2 separate regions of the Homo sapiens genome follow, and region 1 is linked to region 2. The links are chromatin loops, found by intact Hi-C in ENCODE. Cell type or tissue: mammary epithelial cell. All regions are shown on one strand. Each heading gives the region's core, and the rest is flanking DNA. Links, peaks and the distances in the headings are about the cores only. Region 1 overlaps DUS2 (dihydrouridine synthase 2). Region 2 overlaps TSNAXIP1 (translin associated factor X interacting protein 1).

The links. A loop is a pair of places that touch in the nucleus more often than their neighbours do. Peaks named below come from ENCODE experiments on the same cell type or tissue, not always from the same donor. Only the 100,000 strongest peaks of a DNase experiment are listed, where the experiment ranks them.
Region 1: a loop joins it to region 2, with 13 times the contacts of the local background. A loop is called at or near these places in 15 of 110 quality-filtered maps.

Annotation. Positions count from the first base shown.
Region 1 is chr16:68,062,192-68,067,560 of GRCh38, reverse strand. DUS2 (dihydrouridine synthase 2) reads right to left here. Exons shown (of 17, transcript NM_017803.5): 9 at 1,179-1,244; 10 at 925-995. Among named protein-coding and RNA genes, the nearest start is that of NFATC3, 20 kb to the left of the region's middle. In mammary epithelial cell, for the core only: a CTCF peak has its summit at 2,657; a DNase peak (open chromatin) is centred at 2,700.
Region 2 is chr16:67,814,008-67,819,376 of GRCh38, reverse strand. TSNAXIP1 (translin associated factor X interacting protein 1) reads right to left here. Exons shown (of 16, transcript NM_001288990.3): 2 at 4,976-5,075. Among named protein-coding and RNA genes, the nearest start is that of TSNAXIP1, 9.8 kb to the right of the region's middle. RefSeq lists a silencer at 2,077-2,259. In mammary epithelial cell, for the core only: a CTCF peak has its summit at 2,661 (motif pointing left); a DNase peak (open chromatin) is centred at 2,636.

The DNA of each region.
Region 1 (5,369 bases), core at 157-5,156, 250 kb before region 2:
CCTGTAATCCCAGTACTTTGGGAGGCCAAGGTGGGCAGATCACCTGAGATCAGGAGTTTGAAACCAGCCTGGCCAACGTGGTGAAACCCTGTCTCTACTAAAAATATAAAAATTAGCTGGGCATGGTGGAGCGCACCTGTAATCTCAGCTACTCGGGAGGCTGAGGCAGGAGAATCACTTGAACCCGGGAGATGGAGATTGCAGTGAGCCAAGACTGCGCTACTGCACTCCAGCCTGGGTGACAGAATGACAAAGAGGAGGAGAGGAGAGGAGGGGAGAGGAGAGGGGAGGGGGGAGGGGAGGAGATGGGAAGGGAGAGGGGAGGAGATGGGAGGGGAGAGGGGAGGAGATGGGAGGGGAGAGGGGAGGAGATGGGAGGGGAGGGGGGAGAGGGGAGGAGATGGGAGAGGGAGGGGAGAAGGGAGGGGGAGGGGAGGGGAGGAAGGAAAGAAGGAAGGAAGGAGGGAAGGAAGGAGGGAGGGAGGGAAGGAAGGAAGGGAGGGAGGGAGGGAAGGAAGGAAGGGAGGGAGGGAGGGAGGGAAGGAAATAAATGAGATTTTTCTCATGAGGGTCAGAATTCCACCACGTACTGGCTGCATGGTATGATTTTGAGCAAATTACTCAATCTCTAGCATTTACACATCCTGATAGTAGAGGTGTTTCTCCTTTCTTAGTCTCTCTGTGTCTCTAAACCTCAGTACCTACCCTCAATAGGCACTCCATGAATGAAAGAAAGGCAAATGCAAAAGCCCATTCAGGGTCTGCCTGCCCTCCAGACTCATAAGATATCAAAGAGCTAGGCAGAGGTAGGCTGAATATGTAGAAGAGAAATTGGCTGTCACTTGGGGTGACAGATCAATTAAGGAAGGATCACTAAGATGGGTTAGGACCTCCCTGCCAGTCACTAGAAAGGTGACCACTCACCTCCCATGAACTGCGATGGCAGCAATGCCAGTCCTCTCTATCCGCTTCACAAGGCTCAGGGTATCTTCTAGCTGAGGAGGAGGACCACACAGGATGGTTACTGAAGCTCCAGAAGGAGCAGCTGCTGCCTCCTAAAGTAGGCTCAGCTCTACTCTCTCCTCCAAGCCTAATTTAGCACCTCAAGAATCGTTCACAAACCTAAATCCAACATCACCAGAGAGAATGGACCTTCATATGTAACACACCATCCTTACCGATGGCAGGATGCGAATCTTGCAGGTCACAGGTCTGCGTGTCCCTTTAACAAGAGTGCTGAGGATCTGCAGAAAGGAAAACACAAGAGCACCTATGTCTTCTGGAACAAACCATCACTCTGCCTGTACTAATTAACTCCGCTACAGGCTGTGCATTCCGGTGGCATGAACAGTTTGCATATGTGTGAATGCATGTGTGTGTCTGTTACACACATACACACATAAGCTCCATGAGGCAAGGGACCTGCCTTTGTTCTATACTGGAGCCCCAGCACCTGCCTGGCACCTAGTGGTATACACATATTTGTCAAATATACTGAATGAGTGAGTGAATGGGTACGCGTGTACACCTGTGTGCAGCTCACTGAGCCTTTGCCAGGACAAATACCAGAATTATCTGGAGAACTGAAGAAATACACACTCTTGAATTCCACACTATTATTTCCTGAGTCAGTCTCTAGGGGAAGGGCTTAGGAATGTGTGTTTTCAAAAGGCTCTGCCCAACACACTCCAGCCCGTCCTCAGAATCATTCTGAGGCCTAGCCTTGGTTAAGAACACACGGCTAAAAAAAAAAAAAAAGTAAGAAAAAAAGAACACATAGCTAACTGGGTGTGGTGGTTTATGCCTGTAATCCCAACACTTTGAGAGGCTGAGGTGGGAAGATTGCTTGAAGCCAGGAGTTTGAGACCAGCCTGGGCAACACAGCAAGACCCTGTTTCCTTTTTGTTTGTTTGTTTGTTTGTTTTGTTTTGAGACAGGGTCTGGCTCTGTTTCCCAGGCTAGAGTGCAGTGGCACAATCTTGGCTCACTGTAACCTCTGCCTCCCTAGCTCAAGCCATCCTCCCACTTCAGCCTCCAGAGTAGCTGGGACCACCATGTTGGCCAGGCTGGTCTCGAACTCCTGAGCTCAAGCAATCCACCTGTTTTATCCTCCCAAAGTCCTGGGATGACAGGCTTGAGCCACTGCACCTAGCCCATCCCTGTTTCTATTAAAAAAAAAAAAAGCGGGGGGGCAGACAGCTTCTTTCCTGGGTGAAGGGAATGTTCCCTAAGTGTTGTTCCAGGACTTACAGGGTGAGGGAACAGGAAGGCTCTTAAGGGGGGCCTGCATTCCTCTTTAGGGCAGTCAGACATACATGAGTGAAACTGGCAAAGGAAAAGACAACATACTCATAAGATAAGCACATATTTAAAAGTGCTTATCACATAGCAATTGCAAAAGATTTCAAAGAAAGATCAAGAAGTCACGCAGGAAAGTGACAGGGAGGTAGCAAGACCAGACCACACAAGAATCAGAGATAGAGAGGTGTAGATGACACTGCATGTCTGTGTCATTGCTATCTTCTTCCCTCATCAGAAATTTCAGGCCAGGCAAGCTGGAGGAAAGATGATCCCAAGAACCCTCTTCCAAGAACTGGATCTCTGCCTAGCAGAGCAGGGGGATATCTAGGTGGCTGCTGCCAGTCTTGATTCTAGACAGGCGGGGGCAGCAGAGAGCCAGGTTGCAAAAACCAGTAGTGGAGGCCTATCAGGGACAGGATGAAGCAGGCCATTCCAGAAGACATCAGATCAAGAGGCTGGACTGACAGACAGTTCATGAGCAAGACAGGACCTGCTGGCCCAAATGCCAGGGACTGGCAGGAAGGAACAGTCTCTAGGTGCTGCTCCAGGAGGCAGACTTGGCCTGAGGTCTTAGGGTCACCCTGGCAGGCCTTAAAGAGGCACTTACATTTTAAGGGCGGGACTGACAGGTTCATCAAGAAATACAATAAAAATTCTCATTCTAGTCCCATCCTTCATGCTCAGAGCAACATCTCTAAAAGGTTCCATTACAAGTGCTCACTTAGAATCCTCTGACATTTGGTGATTTAAGCAACACCAGCTGGTCTGATCCAATTCTCTGTCTTGTAGAACTTCCTTTTGCTATTTTATCCAAGTAGCTCTCAGTACTTTCTTCAGTATTTCTGTGTGTTTCATGTGTGTGTTAAGGACTAGGAAGGAAATTAGGTAACCAAAAACCCTAGGCACTTGCAAGGGTCACACTGAGGGGAAATGGCAACTAGAGATTGTCTTCTGGCCAGGCTCTAGCATGACACTCTCCTGGACACCAACTCTCCAGATCCAAGTCTTTGGGGAGAAAGAATGAGAGACAAGTCCATATTTGAGCAGAGGAACAGCACATCTACCTACAAGCAGGCTTGCCTCAATAGACCCACTGGCCAACTGAAGAAAAGCAGTCTCCTTCACTCCCCTGGTTTCTGGGAGGCAGCAGATGAGGATAGGAAAGCATAGGCCTGGAAAGCACTGAGACCTGAGTTCATGTCCTGGCCCTGCCAATTGTCAGCCATGGCCCAAGTACAGTGTACACAAGGGGGATGCCCTGCGCACACCTGTAATCCCAGCACTTTTGGAGGCCAGATCACCTGAGGTTAGGTGTTCAAGGCCAGCCTGAACAACATGGTGAAACCCCGTACCTACTAAAAATACAAAAATTAGCCGGGTGTTGTGGTGCATGCCTGTAATCTCAGCTATTCAGAGGCTGAGGCAGGAGAATCACTTGAACCCAGGAGGTGGATGTTGCAGTGAGCTGAGATCGCACCACTGCACTCCAGCCTGGGCAGCAGAGCAAGACTCCCTCTCAAAATAAATAAATAAATATTTAAAAAAATAAAATAAAACTGAGGTTCTTAATCCAGGGAGCATATATCAGAGTTACCTGGTAGAAGCTTTCTCAAAGAGATTGATATCCCACTCTCCACCCCTACTCACCCCAAGGGTCTGCAGAATTCTCAACAGATAGCATCCTTTATTTCTAACTGGGGTAAAATATATATAACATGAAATTTGCCATCTTAAACATTTTTAAGTGTATAATTCAGTGGCATTAATTACATTCACAATGTTGTACAACCACCAATGTTATGTATTTCCAAAGTTTTTCATAACCCCAAACAAGAATCTTGAGAAAATTTCTAGAGGTGGTCTTGAGATACTCCCACAGATGGAACCACGGGCCTAAAACGCCAAGCCTGGAAGGACCCGCAAAGCTCTCACCCAGGTCACCCAGCTTGCCAACACAGTCTGGACCCGAATTGAATCCAGCCCCTACACCTAAGCCACATCTGGCTTTGTTGTGGAAGCCTGCAACCTCCCTACCATGGGGCAAACCCCATCTATCAGTCCAACCTGGCCCATCTGAGTACCCAACCAGAGAAGTAGTGAAATGAACTAAGCTTCTGAGGTTGAGTGTATCTCTGCTGCCTCATGGATGAAATCTGCCTTATTCAAAGAGGGGCAGTAGAGAGGACAGAGCCAACAGCCTGGGTCTGAGAAGAGAGGAGGCTGGAGGATAACAAAAATGCCTGTGTGCTCATGTTGTGAACCACATCCTCCCTGCTGGGGCCCCCTCTCCTAGGTGTGGAAACCAATTTGACATCCAAGATGTCTACTTCCACTCCACCCTGCACACAAGTGTCTTAACTGGAGATTTCCAAGTTGAGGTGCCTATTGACCTGACACTTATAAACTATACCCAGGCACCTTGAACCTGAGATGCTACTGGAGAGGGTGCTGACACTAGGAGTCAGAAGAGACTATAGTTCACAAGCTGGCTCTGCCTGCCACTTATTTACTATATGATCTTTTTTTTTTTTTTTTTTTTTTGAGACGGAGTCTTGCTCTGTCGCCCAGGCTGGAGTGCAGTGGCACGATCTCTGCTCACTGCAACCTCTGCCTCCCGGGTTTATGCCATTCTCCTGCCTCAGCCTCCTGAGTAGCTGGGACCACAGGCACCCGCCACCACGCCCAGCTAATTTTTTGTATTTTTAGTAGAGACTGGGTTTCACCGTGTTAGCCAGAATGGTCTCGATCTCCTGACCTTGTGATCTGCCCGCCTCAGCCTCCCAAAGTGCTGGGATTACAGGCATGAGCCACCACGCCCGGCCTACTATATGATCTTAAGCAAATTATTTTCTCTCTCTGTGCTTTAGTCTATTGTCCTTGATCAAATGGAGATAACTGCCAATCCTATCTACTTCAAGGGGTTTCAGGATCAAATGAAAGGCACATTATGGCTGGGCACAGTGGCTCACATCTGTAATCCCAGCACTTTGGGAGGCCAAGATGGGCAGATCACCTGAGGTCAGGAGTTCAAGACCAGCGTGGCCAACATGACAAAACCCCATCTCTAC
Region 2 (5,369 bases), core at 281-5,280:
AGTTACTCGGGAGGCTGAGGCAGGAGAATCGCTTGAACTCGGGAGGCAGAGGTTGCAGTGAGCTGGGATCGACCCCTTGCACTCCAGCCACGGGGACAAGAGTGAAACTCCATCTCAAAAAAAAAAAAAAAAGACTATCAAAATGGATGTAATTATTTATGTATGTATGTTTATATGTATGTATTTATTTATTTATTTGAGATGGAGTTGCCAAGCTGGAGTTGCCCAAGCTGGAGTGCAGTACAGTAGCACGATCTCTGCTCACTGCAGCTCTGCCTCTTGAGTTCAAGCAATTCTCCTGCCTCAGACTCCCGAGTAGCTGGCCTGCCACCATGCCCAGTTCTTTTGTATTTTTAGTAGAGATTACAAGTGTGAGCCATCGCGCCCAGCTCACGCCTGATTCCCAGCACTTTGGGAGGCGGAGGCAAGCGGATAACCTGAGGCCAGGAATTTGAGGCCAGCCTGGCCAACATGTTGAAACCCCATCTCTACTAAAAATACAAAAATTAACCAGGCCTGGTAGTGCACGCCTGTAATCCCAGCTATTTCGGAGGCCGAGGCAGAAGAATTGCCTCAACCCTGGAGGCAGAGGCCACAGTGAGCAGACATGGCACGACTGTACTCCAGTCTGGGCGACAGAGAGAGACTCTGTCTCAAAAAAAAAAAAAAAAAAGGATGGGGTCTCACTATGTTGCCCACGCTGGGCTTCTCGAACTGTCCTGGGATCAAGAGATCCTCCTACCTTGTCCTCCCAAAGTGCTGGGATTACAGGCTTGAGTCATGATGCCCAGCCTAATTTTTATAAAAGCACAAAATAACCCTGGAAGACACCTGGGAGTTTATTTTTTATTTTTTTCTTAGAGACAGGGTCTTACTCTGTCACCCAGGCTGGAGTGCAGTGACCCAATAACACCTCACAGTAACTACAAACTCCCGGGCTCAAGAGATCCTCCCACCTCAGTCTCCTGAGTAGCTAGGACTACATGGGCACACCACCATTCCTGGTTAATTTAAAAAATCTTTTTTGTAGAGATGAAATCTCCCTGTGTTGCCAGGCTGGTCTCAAACTCCTGGTCTCAAGCAGTCTTCCTTCTTTGGCCTCCCAAAGTGTTAGGATTACAGGTGTGAGCCAGCCTTGTTTTTCAGAATTTTATTTATTTATTTTTTTGAGACTGAGTCTCGCTCTGTCGCCCAGGCTGGGGTGCAGTGGCACAATCTCTGCTCACTGCAGCCTCCACCTCCTGGGTTCAAGTGATTGTCCTGCCTCAGCCTCCCGAGTAGCCGGAATTACAGGCGCATGCCACCACGCCCAGCTAATTTTTGTATTTTTAGTAGAGATGGGGTTTCACCATGTTGGCCAGGCTGGTCTTGAACTCCTGACCTAGTGATCTGCCCACCTCAGCCTCCCAAAATGCTGGGATTACAGGTGTGAGCCACTGCGCCCGGCCCAGACTATTTTTTATTATTTGTTTTTATTTATTCATTTATTTTGAGACGGAGCCTCACTCTGTTGCCCAGGCTGGAGCGCAGTGGCACTATCTTGGCTCACTGCAACCTCCACCTCCCAAGTTCAAGCAATTCTCCTGCCTCAGCCTCCCGAAGAGACTGCAGGCACGCACCACCACACCCGGCAAATTTTGTATTTTTAGTAGAAACGGAGTTTCACCATGTTGCCCAGGGTGGTCTTGAACCCCTGACCTCAGGTGATCCACCCACTTCGGCCTCCCAAAGTGCTGGGATTACAGGCGTGAGCCACCGCGCCCGGCCGTTTTTCAGACTTGTAAAAGACCAGTCCTTGGCCGGGCGCGGTGGCTTACGCTTGTAATCCCAGCACTTTGGGAGGCCAAGGCGGGCAAATCACGAGGTCAGGAGACGGAGACCATCCTGGCTAACACGGTGAAACCCTCGTCTCTACTAAAAACGCAAAAAATGGCCGGGCGCGGTGGCTCACGCCTGTAATCCCAGCACTTTGGGAGGCCGAGGCGGGTGGATCACGAGGTTAGGAGATCGAGACCACGGTGAAACCCCGTCTCTACTAAAAATACAAAAAAAAAAAAAAAATAGCCGGGCGCGGTGGCGGGCGCCTGTAGTCCCAGCTACTCAGGAGACTGTGGCAGGAGAATGGCGTGAACCCGGGAGGCGGAACTTGCAGTGAGCCGAGATCGCGCCACTGCACTCCAGCCTGGGCGACAAAGCAAGACTCTGTTTCAAAAAAACAAAAAACAAAAAAAAAACCGCAAAAAATTAGCCAGGTGTGGTGACACGTGCCTGTAGTCCCAGCTACTAGGGAGGCTGAGGCAGGAGAATCGCTTGAACCTGGGAGGTGGAGGTTGCAGTGAGCCAAGACTGTGCCACTGCGCTCCAGCCTGGGCGAGGAGCGAGGCTCCGTCTCAAAAAATAAATTAATTAATATTAAAAAAAAAAAAAAAGACCAGTCCTCGTGTTCTGTCTACTGTTTCTACCGGGAGAAAATGTGGCTACCCTCCTTTGCTTGCAGAGGCGAGTGGAAGCTGGAGAACCAGCTGCCAGGGCCGGGTCTCGGCTAGGTTATTAACAGCTGAGGGATCTCCGCCCGGGTGGCTGGAACGCAGTGCTCCCGGGCGCTCCGTGCTCTCTGCTTCCCCCTGTAGGTAAAAACGGGAAGGCGGCCCCGGAGGGACGGCGGGAGGGAACACTGCCCCCTGGTGGTTGATGCCGCGCAAAAGAAAGAATGAAAAAGCCTGGCCCACAGAAGGTGGCAGCTGAGAAGGGTGCCCGGGAGCCTCAGAGCTCTCCCCTAGTCATCAGGTTTTTGGGCTGCGCTTGGTCTCTGCGAATAATCCATACTGACCCCTCCTTTCTCCTCCCTGGAGTCACTCCCGCAGGGGTGTTGGGAGTCCCCAGCCCCACAAAGTGTGTGGCCCATGTGTTTCCAAATTCCCCACGAGGGTCAGGGTCACAGAAGGAAAACCACCATACAGCCCATGCTGTTCCACTGTGAGCCAGAGTTGTAAGTTTACTCAAATGTGTTTTTTCCTTTATGAGATTTGGACAATGGCTATTTGCTGATTAATAACAATCCTATGATCATATCAACAAGAGCCCAAAAGTACTTAATAAGACAGCATTGGGGCCAGGTACAGTGGCTCACGCCTGTAATCCCAGCACTTTGGGAGGCCGAGGCGGGCGGATCACGAGGGCAGGAGATCGAGACCATCCTGGCCAACACGGTAAAACCCCATCTCTACTAAAAATACAAAAAAAATTAGCCAGGTGTGTTGGCGGGCGTCTGTCCCAGCTACTGGGGCGGCTGAGGCAGGAGAATGGGGTGAACCTGGGAGGTGGAGCTTGCAGTGAGCCGAGATTGCGTCACTGCACTCCAGCCTGGGCGACAGCGAGATTCCGTCTCAAAAAAAAAAAAAAAAAAAAAATTAGCCGGGCATGGTGGTGTGCACCTGTAATCCCAGCTACTCAGGAGGCTGAGGTAGGATAATCACTTGAACCCAGGAGGCGGAGGTTGCAGTGAGCCGAGATCGCGCCACTGTGCTCCTTCCTGGGTGACAGAGCAAGACCCCATCTCAAAAAAAAAAACAGTATTGAGCTCAGTGTGGTGGCTCACACCTGTAATCCTAGTGCTTTGGGAGGCCAAGGAAGGAGGATAGCTTGAGCCCAGGAGTTCAAGACCAGCTTGGGCAACGTAGTTAGACTCTGCCTCTACAAAAAATGCAAAAAATAGCCAGGTGTGGTGGCGCACTCCTGTAGTCTCAGCTACTCAGGAGGCTGAGTGGGAGGATTGGTTCAGCATGGGAGGTGGAGTCTGCAGTGAGCTGTGTTTGTGCCACTGCACTCCAGCCAGAGTGTCAGAGCAAAACTCTGTCCCCCCCTGCCAAAAAAATTAGCTGGGTATGGTGGCATGTGCCTATAGTTCCAGCTACTTGGGAGGGTGAGGTGGGAGGATCACTTGAGCCCTGGCATTTGAGACTGCAGCGAGCCATAACTGCACCACTGCACCACTGCACCCTGACAGGCAAAAGCCTGTCTCAAAAAAAAAGATGGCATTCTTTTTTTTTTTTTTTTTTTTTTTGAGATGTAGTCTTGCTCTGTTGTCCAGGCTGGAGTGCAGTGGTGTGATCTCGGCTCACTGCAACCTCCACGTCCCAGGTTAAAGCAATTCTCGTGCCTCAGCCTCCTGAGTAGCTGGGACTACAGATGCACCACCATGCATGGCTAATTTTTATATTTTTAGTAGATATGGGGTTTCGCCATGTTGGCCAAGCTGGTCAAACTCCTTACTTCAGGTGATCCGCCTGCCTCGGCCTCCCAGAGTACTGGGATTATAGGCATGAGTCACTGCGCCCGGCTCTTTTTTTTTTTAATTTAAATTTCATTTCTCTTCTGATACCTTTGGTACAGCATTCATTTTTATATACAAACTTTAAAAAAGAGGAATGGCGGAGAGATCCGGAGTGAACATGGTAGAGACGCATCTCTTTCCTCCTGCCTTCACACACCTACTCAGCAATTATGGAGCTATCAACATTTGGCAGACATTCAGGTAGCCTGTTAGATTCTAGGGCCATAAAGATAGAAAGATACAGTCACAGCCATGAAGGACCTTGGCAGATCTGGTGTGACCGTCCCAGCAGGTAGCACAGTGCCTGGTGTGTTGGCGGGAGGGATGAGAGGTAAGGGCCGCTGCAGAATGCTGAGCTGCTGGGGAGGGATGTCTGTGGGCAGAGGCGAGTTCTCTCTCTGCCTAGGGAGATCCGGGAAGGCTTTTCAGATAAGGAGCAGGCAGCCAGTGTACACCCTTCTCCCCAAAGCCTGGTGGGCCTGGCCTCTCTGAGCCACACTCTCTAACTGAGAAGAAGCCACTCTGGTGGGCATGTTTCAGGTGGGCATGTTTCAGGTGGGTGGTACTCTTGGGTTGCAGGAAGGGAGACGGATAGGGTCTGGGGGCTGACATTTGGGGTTCCAAAACAACATTGTCACTAACCAGCGTCCTTCGTTTCTGAAGAAGCTTGCGATTCTGGGTGCTCTTGTCTTCTGTGAGAAAGGATTCGTCTATGGTCACTCCTGAAGGCCGTGGCTGTAATCTGCACAGAGAAGGGAAAGCTGATGGTGGGTGACAGAGTCCAGAGTGGGAAGAGAACTCCCATCCTTTCTAGATCCACAAGGCATAGCCGTCTCCCTGAGCCAGGCTCTGGGTGCTGCCTCCGGATTCCCAGAGACACTGCCAAGCAAGTCCCTGGCCTTGGGTCCAAACCATTTGCTTACATTCCCAGAAACATTCTTTTCATCACCAAAATTTCACCAACTACTGCAGCAGCAGGACATCCTCCCCATGAACCCAGAGAACCCCATGGGCCTATACTTCTGTTCAGTGTTCA